Regions from separate parts of the Homo sapiens genome. Here region 2 is linked to region 1. A link is a contact called in ENCODE Hi-C or POLR2A ChIA-PET data. All regions are on one chromosome and are shown on one strand. Each heading gives the region's core, a stretch centred on a gene start or an enhancer-like site at or near the end of the contact. The rest is flanking DNA. Distances are from core to core; before and after follow the strand shown. Region 1 overlaps CASZ1 (castor zinc finger 1). Region 2 overlaps CASZ1 (castor zinc finger 1).

Region 1 (5,616 bases), core at 3,030-5,529:
CTCCGTCTAAAAAAAAAAATCATATAATGAAATGTGTCAACACTCTGAAGACCTGCATTCCTCAGTGAGCCAGTATTTTCCACATAACTGATGTGTGAGGTTACAAAGTCTCACATCAGGGAATGAGTCATTCAAAGTGCTCATAGAGCAGCTTGAGCAACATAGTGAGATCCCATCTTTACAAAATAAATAAATAAATAATTTAGCTGGGCGTGGTGGCTCATGCCTGTAATCTCAGCACTTTGGGAGGCCGAAGCAGGAGGATCACTTGAGCTCAGGAGTTTGCGACCAGCCTGGGAAACACAGTGAGACCTTATCTCTACTAAAAATAAAAAAAAAGTAGCCAGGCATTGTGGCATGCGCCTGTGCTCCCAGCTACTTGGGAGGCTGAGGTGGGAGAATCCTTTGACCTGGGAGGTTGAGGCTGCAGTGAGCTCTGATTGCGCCACTGAACTCCAGCCTGGGTGACAGAAAGAGACCCTGACTTAAAAACAGAAACAAAACACACACAGAAAAACAAAACGAAGTGCTTATAGATCAGTGGGGTTTACTGAAACAGTACACAAAGTTCATTGATGTGGTTTCAGATTCCACCTTGGAACTAACCTGTGAGAGTCTGTGATAGTCTGCAAAGGCCCTTGAGATACTCCTGCCTTTGCCAACTACACATCTGTCTCCAGCTGGATTTTCTTCATAGACTTCAACCAAAACAACCTATCAGAAAGGTTATGCGAAAGAAACTTGCCAAAAAATGTAAAGCAACTCCACTCTTCTCACTAAAATTTTGTTTTGGAAAATACAGTTATTCTCAAAAATATGTTCTTTATGTTAACACATCATGGACTTATTGCTGTTATTTTTTAAATGAATTAATAAATAATGATTTTTAAAATTTCTCAGTTTTAATGTCTTAATATGCTAAATATCCATATATATAATCCATGCAGGCCAGGCATGATGACTCATGCCTGTAATCCCAGCACTTTGGGAGGGTGAGGCGGGAGGGTCACCTGAAGTCAGGAGTTCGAGACCAGCCTGGCCAACGTAGTGAAACTCAGTCTCTACTAAAAATATAAAAATTAGCCAGGTGTGGTGGCACAGGCCTGTAGTCCTAGCTACTTGGGAGGCTGAGGCAGGAGAATCACTTGAACTCGGGAGGCAGAGGTTGCAGTGAGCCGAGTGCAACTGCACTCCAGCCTGGGTGACAGAGCAAGACTCCGTCTCAAAAAAAAAAAAAAAAGAAAATATATATATATATATTCCACACAAACCAAAACTTTAAGAGCCCCAATACTTTTTAAGATCATAAAGGGTCACTGAGACCAACAGGTGTGAGAACCACTGTCTTGGGGAACTAGGGGCAGAAAATACACGTGGTGGAACGCAGTGGAGTAGGGCTTCAGCTGCGATGATTCTCTGGCCCACAGCTGGCCTTAGAGGTGGTGTGGGCCTGCTTCACTGATGCTGCCAGGATATCTGAGGGGAATTACACATCACATCCTAGGTGAGAGATTCAACCTCGGGCAGGATGGTGACCCTGGGATGCAGAGGCAGAGGAGGGGGAGATGGTCCTACAAGTAGTAAAAGAATCACCCGGGGAGGTGGCCCCTTCTGCCTTGGACTTGAAAAGGGTCTGGCTCCCATGGTGGCAGCAGCAGTGCAGGGGACGTGGGATCCAGGTGAGGTAACACTGCCCTGGGCCACACTTGCCCCATCAGGGCATAAGGAGGAGCTGGTGGAGAGGGTGCCTAAGAATTTAGAGCCGAACAGGGAGTCTTGCCACCAGTGTGCAATTCACAGGATGCCCTGGGCCCCTTCCCAGGGACGTGTTAATTATCTTCCCCCACTGGTCCCTGGGGGTAACCAGGCTGGAAATGAGCAAAGGCGGGCTCTGGCTCACCTTGCTCTGTTCTGCCTGGGAAAGCCCATGGTCCTCGGCCCCAGGCTTGGCTCTAGAGCAGAGATGTGGAATTTTCCAGGGAAACTTCAAAATCATCACTGAGAGGGGAAGACATTTGAAAACTGATCTTAAAGAGGAGAAAGGAAAGAAAGAGGGCAGGCCAGGCTTCCCAGGGTCGCCTCCAGCACGGGGGACTAGATGTGAAAGACAAGGCTGTGTGTTTTCATTTCACACCCAGAGTCCCCAGGACAGGACCCAAACTTGACCTGGGGCCCCAGATCATCCTTCCTCCAAGAATGTGAAGCTCAGGGACACACAGGCTCTGTGGCCTCTGCTGAGAGTGGCATGTCCGACCAGCTAAACCTCTGTGTCCAGAGACCCTGACACTCGCCACTGCCGAGAGGAAGCTCATGGTACAGCACCCTACCAGGGCCACCTGCACGCCTGTCCATCCCACACACTTCCCAAGAGCTGGCTTTGTATCAGGGACCACATTAAATGCTAGAGGCTCTTCAGGGACAATGGCAAAAAGGGCTCCACCCTCACTGGTCCCTGCTCTCAGAGGTGAGCAGAGAAGTTACCGGGCAACTATAACTCAGGGACGGGCACTGAGACTGTAAAGCTGTGGGAATATATGAAGAGAGGCCCAACTCAGTCTCCACTAATCCTGGAAGGCTTTTGGGAGGAGGTGGCATCTATGATAAGACCTGGAAGATGAGCTCAGAGGAACCAGTACAGTGTAGTCAGTACTGGGCAGCCTGGACTCTGGGGACACAGCTGGGTTGGAATCCTTCCCTGCTACTTCTTAGCTCTGGGATCCCCAGCCTTGGCCCCCTCTTCTATAAAATCAGAGGTGATATTGGCACCTGCCTCACAGGGCTGCTGAAGGAGAGTCCATGAAATAATGCAGCTAAAGGGCGTGGCACAGCACTTGGCACATACTAAGCAGTGAATAAATGTTAACTGTTACATTAATAACTAGCGAAAGTGCTAGTCTCACCCCTAACAGGTCCACCTGGCCAGGCCCCCAGGCCGACCCAACCAGGCAGAGCCACCAGCCCAGGAGGAGCGCTGGTACATCCCCAGCCCTGCTCTCTCAAAGTACAACAGCACACATGGGTGGGAGGGGACAACCCCAGGGCCTGCCCGAGCAGATGACAGGCAGAGGTGGCAGCCGCCCCCCTTCCTGAGCCTGTGGAGTACTGAGCACCACTCATGCTGATCTCAAGGAGTGTGTCTTCCAGCACCGAAACTCCAAGTCACCTGCCTGGGAAGAAGCAAGAAAAAAAAAAAAAAAAATCCCATGGCCGTGCCCTCCCTTGGAAAAAAAAAAAATTCTAGGAAACAAAATACAACGACATCTTTTTATTTTGTTTTTTTTCGGTAATTATACTAAAGATGAAAAACTCATAATAAACATCTCCCAGTCCCCACCTGCTAACAGTAATTATAATAGACTCAACAATAAATGGTAAAGCAGGGCAGAGCTGCATCTCGGGAATTCTCTAGGGCATGTGGATTAGCTCGGAAAGCCTGAATGATTAAAATACACTAATTAAAATTTTGTGTTCCTTGGTAACTCGTCTGCCTGGGCCCCTGGTGTTGGCAAAATGGGAATTAACGTGACAAAAGCAACACAGAGGGTTTTTGTTTTAAGTAAAGAAAAAAAGAGAGAGAGAAAGAGAGAGAGAGGGAGAAGGGAAGATCTATATAAACAAGTTAGACACCAGGAGAGAAGAAAGGCAATGTGGTTTTCTCTCTTTCTCTAACCGGAGCACCACAATGTTTGGGGGTGGAAGGTGTATGGCACAGTCCATGCCATTAAGGAGAGGGCCCTTTACACCTGCCCTGGGGTGCCACGGAGGATCTGAGGAGCATGCATCTAGGGGTCACTGTTTAAAAACAATTACTGGAGAGAAGAGGGTGGGAGAGAGAGAAGTGGGGGGCCACAAGGGCCCACCCAGTCCGGCTTTCCAGAGGCATCCCTTGAGGGCGGCCACATACTCTCAACTCCCCGCCCCATGACCAACGGGACCCTGGGAGGACGCAAGGGAGCTTCTACCCCATTGCAGTTGCACAAAAGAAATTGAACACTTTTGAGTTGCCCTTAGCAACCTAATTGCATCAGTACATTGCACACAGGAGCCAAAGTAACTGAATTTTGATGAAAAGACGGCGGTAATTTACGGCATCACAAAATTAGTTGTCATGGCGACGGGTTAATTACATCTCAAATTAACAATGCAAGTGTGGTGAAATTAAATATAAATCATATTTTCTGCATAAATTATAGGGGTTGATTAGACCGGGGCTCTGGGAGAGGGAAAGGTTGAGCCGCCACGGGCCCCAAGCTGCATTCTGAGCTGACGAGAGAGGCGCCTGCAAACGCAGGCGAGGCCCGGGAGCTCTGGGAGGGGACGGGGGACTGGCGGAGTCAGGCGCCAGGGCTGCCTCCCTCTGCTCCCGCTGCCACTTGCAGGCTCAGCCAGCTCCACGCAGCGCCAGGGCTGTCCCCAAAGTTTGGATCAAACTTTGCCTGGGGGAGGGGGTGTGCTGCAGGAAGGAGGGATGGCTGGTGCCTCTTAGCCAAGTGCCACGGACAGAAGTTTTGCCTTTACCCATCCCAAATGACTCTCCCGGTTTCTGTGCCCTGAGCTCTCAGAGAACCCACCACAGATGGCCAGCTGAACCCTCAGTTCCTTCGGTTAAATGAGGTCAAATGCTTTTCAAGTCACGGGCATCTGCCTACCAAGGGACAGGCCCAGTGTCATCTGACAGGCCATCAGTGCCTCGCTCTGGGCTGCACCAAGGGGACACTGGGAGTTGTAGGTAGTCAGGGAGCCCAGAGGCAGTGGCTTAGGATCAGGGGCAGCCCCAGGCACATCAGGTTGAAAATGTGCTTTTTCAGCCAGCTCTGGTCAAGTAGCTGCCCTGCGGACACCACTCTCTCCTACCCAGGGGCAGGGCAGTTTGACCTCCTTAAGACAGGGGGAGAATGCAGAGCATTAAAGGCAGAGGAAACCCCAAAGATCACTCTGTCCTGCAACAGACCACCCCAAGTCATGAACGATGTCCCAGTGGCCACACCCAACCCCACCCACCTGTTGCTGATGGGCGGTACTGGCAGCATTTCTGGGCCCTGCCACCCAGGACCACTGTGCCAAGTTCAGCTCAGTCTCCAGGAACCCCCAAGCCAGGCAGCTTCACCAGAATGCCCAACTGATGGACGCTTCAGAATCGCACCTGCCTCCCTCACACTCCTGGTCCCCATCACTCAGGTCCTAGAGAACACACACGTAACTCTGGGCTCACGGTCAGCATCTGCCACCTGGACAAAGGGATCAGCAGGCAACGAGACGGGAGCTCCAGACCTTAGTGAGCAGCATGGCACTGAGAACCCCGAACCCGGGGAGTCCTCAGGCCCCTCCCTGGGATGTTCTGATCCCGTGAGTCTGGATGGAGCCGGGCTTGTTGTTTTTAACCTGCTCCACCCGGGATTCTGATTTGGGCAGTCCCAGACCCACACTTAAGAAACGCTGGCAACACTGCTACTAATCCCATTTTGCAGATGAGTACATGGAGTCCAGCAAAGCGTGATCACTCCCCAAAACACACAGGGCAGAGCGGAGATTCAAACCCAACTCTGAGTTCTCATTCATCACCTACGAGGCCCCTCTCTCAAGGATGTGTCGGGCACCATGCCAGGCCACGTGGGA
Region 2 (6,009 bases), core at 394-2,893, 48 kb before region 1:
GGAAAAACTCCTTTCCAGTGCCACCTGCCCCATGAACCCGCTGGTGACAGTTGCTGAAAAACCTCGGCAGCTGGGGCCTCGGTAGCGTGTTCTATTTTTAATTGTTTGATCAGAATATTCACTCATCTAGGCCCATTCCCAAGACGCATTTCCCAGCCAAAGGGTTCCCCCATTTCTCACACCTTCCTCCCTCTCTCTCTCATCAGAAATCAACTTTGAAATTAATAATCAGAGACACAGACCTGGGTGAGTTTGTCAGGGAGCATGGCACTGGAGAGAAGGGAGGCTCCTCCCCAACCCGGGAGCCCTCAGAGTGGCCTCCGCTGTTTTCTCTCTGAGCCACTGATCCTCAGCCCCCGGGCACGAAGCTGGCCCCGCATGGCCTGCAATTGCCACGCCTGCCTGAGCCCCACCCTTCCTGGCAACAGGAAGACCCCAGCCTCCCCCTGTCCACTCCAGTCAGCCCACTGCCTCTGCTTCTTCAAAAACCTCGAGGGCAGGGCAGAGGGGCTGGGGATACCCAGGAAGCTCCTGGGAAGGACAGGGAGGGGACGCTGGGAGAGAGGCACGTGCCCCTGGACTCAGAGGAGCCGGAAAGAGGCTGACTTTCATTTCAGCTTCCATTTACCAGAGGAAGGGAGCCCACAGGGGCAGCTGCTGGCCTGTCCCCCAGCCAGCAAGTCACACAAACCAGCTCCAGCTGGTGTCACTGGGGCCTGAGGTAGACCATGCTGCTGGGAAGAGGCTACTGGGGCCAACCTGACCCCGTGGCCCCCACCTGACCCCTTCCCAGGAAGGGCCCCCCACCCAGCACGGGGGCCTGTGGGCGCCTGGCCGTCCTCTCCTCTCCTTACATGCCCTTGGCCGAACCACTGTACTCTTCCCTCTCAAGGTCACAGGGCCGTCCACACCAGGAATATTTACTCACTGGACTGGCCCTGTTAGCAGCACTCACCACAAATATGCTTTCTGATAAAGTTGGCAGAAAAAAAATTCTAGAGCTCAAACCAATGTCAGAAATCATCCCCCGCCCCTACCAAGGGAGCACGAGGTGGGGCCTGGAAACAGGTCACACACCAACTATGGGGCAGCCCTGGGGGGGCTTGTATCACGCCCCCTCTCACCTTTCTCCTTCCTGTTTTACCTGGGACAGCCTGTTGCCCAGGGGACCAAGGGCTGGGGACAGTTCTAAGCCGAGGACTGGGTCTTGGGGACACTCGGGCCTCTGGAAGACAAGGCGGGTAGGGTGTCACCTGGGCTTCCCCCCAGGCCGTCTCAGCTCACTGCGCCCCTCCCCGCCACCCTCTCTTGGTGCACAGGGGCTCTGCATGTTTTTATTACCTGTTTGACTCACCGCCTTATTGCTTCTCCCCTTAATGGGGCCGTAACCGTGGAAACGAGGAATAAACGGCCACCAGAAAATGAGATGATTAAACAGGTCACCCTGGCAAACAAACTCAGCCAAGGAACCTCTGGGGGTGGGGACGCTAGGCTGCCCCTCCCCCACCCGTGGCCAGAAGGCCTGGACCAGGTCCTGACCACATTGCCCCACACCTAAAAGGATGGGGGGCAGATGCCGTGGGGCACCCCCTGCCGGGCAGTGGAGAGCCGGGTCATCCTTTTGCGAGGCAGCCCGGCTTCCTGTGGCCTTGGGTTCCCAGGCTGAAGGGGTGACAGACAGGGAGGCACTGGGCTAGAGGGCGGTGAGGATCACAGCTGCAGGGAAGAGGCACTTCCCGGTGACAAAACTTCCAGGAGTCTCTCCCAACAGGCCTCTGGGACGCCTCCTGCTCTCCCGCTGCACTAGGGTCCCCCCATCTAAAGCTCTGCCCGGCTCCTCCAGTCCCCCATTCTCACACAGCGCAGTCCCTCCCAAGGCCCCCTTAGATCACTGAAAGAGCCCCATAAGAAAAGGCCAGGCGACCTTTGGGAACACCTGGTCTCTGGAAACACAACATGTGTCCGTTTCCCAGCTCCTGCCTTCTCCTCCAAAGCCAGGCAGTGCCCCAGCCTCAGCCAGGTGGCATCAAGAGACAGCCCTCTTGGCTTTAGGAAGGGTGTCAGCAGGTGAGTGATTACAGCACCAGCAGGGCCCAGAAGGGCCAGAGGAGACCCCAGAGTCAGGCCTGTGGGACATTCTAAGAGCAGATGCCCCGGCCAGGAGTGGCCCACATACCACGCCCGGGGCAGAGGCCTGAAGCCCTGGCGCCTGGCTGGCCCTCAGTATGGGTGTATCCCTGTCTTTCTGGCCTCACTCCCTGCCCTGGGTTTGTCTAGCTGGAGGGATCCCGGAAGCGGGGAAGAGAATGAGAGAGGGCAGACATGCAGTGGTGAGGTCTGCTCAGGAGGAGAGAGAAAGGGGAGAGGGAGATGGGCAAGGGAGGAAGTGGAGAAGGGCCCAGATCACCCTCTGGCTGCAGCCATCCTGTCCCCACTGGGCAGCAGACTGACGTCCCAGTCCCAGGCCATGGTCATGGTTAGGAGTTACTGTGGGTCCCATTCAACCATCAACACTCCTGTCTTTATCCTTAGGGCTTCCCTGCCCCTTTCACGTCATCCCAAATCCCAGCCTCGCTCCTTCCTGTAAACCAGGCTCTAGAAAGCTCTCAAGGAGCTAAAACCCAGGTCCCAAGGGAATTGGCCAACATTTCCTGCCTTCCTCCTTCTGCCCCCACTAAGAAGCCGGGGAGGCACTTGGGGAAGAGGCACATCAATCAATCAGTTCCACCAGCACTTACAGCAGGAAGGCGTGAGCCCCGGCCCGTACCAGGCCCGGGGAGGAGGTGGCAGTACACCAGCTACCATCTAATGGTCACCATTAGGAGCAGCCGTGGCAGAGGAAAACAAGGGCCCTGGCCTCCTGGGGATCAGGGCACATGAGTCCGAGTGCTGGGTCCTGGCACAGCAACGTCACAGGTCTACCCGGAGCCCCAGAACAGCAGGCTCGCAGCCAGCAGCTTCTCTATCTTTTTCCAGGGCCAACGGGGTGTGAGGCTGGAAAGGTTGCATGGGGCAAGAAAGGTAGCAGGGAGGGCCCGGCTTTAGGGAGCTGGGTGGCCTGGATGAAAAAGACAGAAAAACGTGGTTGCAAAATGGGAAGCAAGAGTTCTGCTCTTGGAGGGAGGGGGAGGACAAGGCGCAGAGAGAAGGGGCTGGCTAGGAGTCTAGAAAGCATGGTGGCGGAGGGAGGTCCCTTAAGGCCACTCTTTCACAAAGCTGCATGGTCCCTGGCTCCTGGCTCCTCGGCCTGGTGGGACAGCAGACCGCTCCTCTCCCTCCACTAGGCAGACGCTGCCAACACAGGGGCCCGGGCAGTCCTCATTTCCGTCCCTCTTGCTGCAGGAGAGCCTCCCATGCCTCCTGGGTTTCAGGCCTCGCCTCCCACATGGGTGTCTTACATCCTGCTGAGTCGAGGGTGTCAGGGTGCTGTTCTGTGGCCAGGCAGCCAGAGGGGTGTGCGCTAGACCACCAAGCTGCTGCCCTGCACAGGTGGTCCCGGCGAGGCTGCCCCTCCTCTTTTGCACACTGGGGCTGCCCGCCCTCCTCCTGCTCCCAGCTTCTCCCTACTCATTGTACCCTGGCCCAGCTACCCCAGAACAGCTGCTGCTTGCCGTGGGGACCCACGGGCGGTAATTACTACAGTGCAACTTCCTTCCCCCTCTGAAGATGAGGAGGAGAAGGAGGAAAAGGAGGAAGAGGTGGGAGCAGCGGCCAGGGTGGTCAGGGTGTAAAAATCAGCTCAGGGAAGGCCGTGTTAGAAGGTGAGCCTTGGGGCCTGGGGGCATGGGGGGTGGGCCAGGTGGAGAAATGGCTGAGCCCTGGAAAAGTGTTGGGCCAGCCGTTCTAGAGGAGGCTGATGGAGGCTGGGGCTGCACCACTGACCTGGCAGGACCCAGGAAGAAGAGGAGTTGGGGCCAAGAGCCTTTCCAAGCCCCACCCAATCCCCTGCTCAGGCAGCGGGCACGGCCTTGAGCCAGGGCAGCCACTTTCACGAGGAGATGCCGCTGCGTGGCTTAGCCCTCCAAAGGTGCCTGCATTTATTTTATTTTTCCATCATAAAAACCCAAGCTGCAGCTCAGCCAGATTCTGGGGCTGTGGGGGCTGGGGGAACACCAGTAGTACCGACAAGGCCAGTAGAGAGGTCTGAGTAACACTCACATTCAGTGCCTTTCTTGGAGAGGAGAGTGAATGGGTTCTCCTCGCTGGTCCCTACCAGGGAAAAAGGGCCAGGGGTGGGGTCTCTCTAGGGAGCCTTTCGGACCTGCCCTTCTGCCTCTGCCTCTTGTTGGGGAGGAAAGGCTATGCTAGGCCTTTTAGCCTCAGTTTCCTCTGACGTCTTGCAACTAGAACCAGGGCTGGTTCAAAGGGTCACTTCACAGCCCAGAGCTGCCTGTCTCCAATGCTCTCCACCAAAGAAAAGGTCCAAATAATGTGCTCCTCACCTCGTCCACTCACCCCCTACTCCCACCCGCCAGGACTGCCCCACTGAACAAAATCAAGTTGGGAGTCAGACAGCTGAAGATCTTAAAGGTCATCTGATGCTCAAGTCCCTCTAAATGTCACTAACCGGTGCACAGCACAAACCTCTGTTTGAATGGTACCAGGAAACTCATGACTTCCGAGATGGCCCATTCTGTCCCGGGCTCTGACAGCTCCTTTCTGCCAAGATGGCCCCAGAGCACCTACCCCCTGCAGCAGACTGGCAAAACCGGTGCCCAACCTGGCTACAGGGGCTGGCCCCAGCTTAGACTGGTTGAGTGGGTGTATCTGGCCAAGTAAAGGCTGGAGGAAGGAAATTGAGAGCAATCTGCTCTGCCCTAAACCCGGCGTGGAATCTCTTCCTCCAGTACAGCACAGGAACCTTCTCAGTCCCCGGTGCCTGGCAGGTCGAAGGTGTAACCAGAGCTAGTGAGGTTCCTAGAAGCCTCCACACTTGGCAAGGCTCTGGCCTTGACCTGGCAGCTCATGGAAGGTCTGATCTGAAGGTGGTTGACACTCAGGGCAGGGGCCTGAGCAGCACACACTGGGGCTGGGTTGGGGATGCCAAGCTCTTTGCTCTCTCAGCTTAGACACCGTCTAGAAGAAGTCTGCGGCCTACCTCAAGACAGTATGCTCTCAAAGCATGGGGCTACTGAGAATCAGGAAAATGAGCCAGCCTGGCCCAGCTTCTGATCCCACGCTTCCTGGCCTCCCCACAGTTGAGGCCTGGGCTGTCTGCGATGGGGGATCTGCTGGCAATGCAAGGGGGTCCTGGCCTGGAGCCCCAGAAGGAGAAAGAAACCGGCCGGGCTTCCTCCCATTGACCCGCCTCGACGACAAGGCTGCAGCCACAGCGACACATGGGCAGCACTGTCCCTCACCGGCACCCCCTGCAGTCCGTGGCCATCCCTTTAAAGTTGCCCTCTTGCCTCTTTGGCCCTTGACCTTGTAGAGCCTATCTTGGCTCCTCCGCGCCTTGGACAGCCCCACCCCTTTGTCTCAAGAAGAGAAGGGGCAACTATCATCAGATCCCCACGAGTCAAGGGCGAACGCCTGCTCAGAGCTCCACCCGTGCTTCACCGCCATTTTCACCCTGGCTTCTAGCTGTGTTCAGGGCCTGGGAATCAGCCTGGTGGGACCTAACCCTGGGAGCTTCCCAACTGCAGGATGGATGTACCTGTGTCTGAAAGCTTCCTCCCATCTCCCCTCCCCCCTTCCCGCTCCCTCCCCCAGGGAAATCACTCTAAAAGGGCCTAATGGAACTATGTCCTCCTCTCTTCCTCTCTCCCCTCCCTCCCTCCCTCCCTCTCTTTCCTTTTTTTTTTATTAGCATTTGTGGAATTTATTCCCAAACTCTCCTAATCTTCCGTACACAACCATTTGATTTGCATAACCCAACCCCCTCTCATAAAAACTGGCTGCTAGTTTAATTAAAAAATGTAAATTTGCTGTCATCTCGGGGCCTGGTGAATTAGGACGACATCGGCATTTTTTATTGCTAAAGACGTCCAGATTGATCCAGCCCTTGGC

What was found. Hi-C counts contacts between places; a loop is a spot of excess contacts on that map. ChIA-PET counts read pairs that join two places held with the same protein, here RNA polymerase II (POLR2A). Pooled maps may share reads with other maps.
Region 2: a map of breast epithelium shows a loop between it and region 1 (20-fold over the local background). The contact joins two enhancer-like sites. A Hi-C loop is called at or near these places in 8 of 168 maps with a recorded cell type or tissue (Right ventricle myocardium inferior, ascending aorta, breast epithelium and 5 more) and 13 of 50 pooled maps. POLR2A ChIA-PET finds 5 or more read pairs at or near these places in 6 of 52 experiments (BJ, HEK293T, PC-3 and 3 more).

The regions. Positions count from the first base shown.
Region 1 is chr1:10,731,097-10,736,712 of GRCh38, forward strand. All of the region lies in intron 2 of CASZ1 (castor zinc finger 1), which reads right to left. Among named protein-coding and RNA genes, the nearest start is that of CASZ1, 63 kb to the right of the region's middle. RefSeq lists a silencer at 2,962-3,011 and enhancers at 3,725-4,227, 3,953-5,616. Within about 2 kb of position 4,280, at least 11 of the 41 ENCODE cell types and tissues checked have a DNase peak (open chromatin) inside an H3K27ac peak, as active enhancers do.
Region 2 is chr1:10,685,313-10,691,321 of GRCh38, forward strand. The region is part of intron 4 of CASZ1 (castor zinc finger 1); the gene reads right to left. Among named protein-coding and RNA genes, the nearest start is that of CASZ1, 110 kb to the right of the region's middle. RefSeq lists enhancers at 810-1,409, 1,410-2,010 and a silencer at 1,020-1,314. Within about 2 kb of position 1,644, at least 12 of the 41 ENCODE cell types and tissues checked have a DNase peak (open chromatin) inside an H3K27ac peak, as active enhancers do.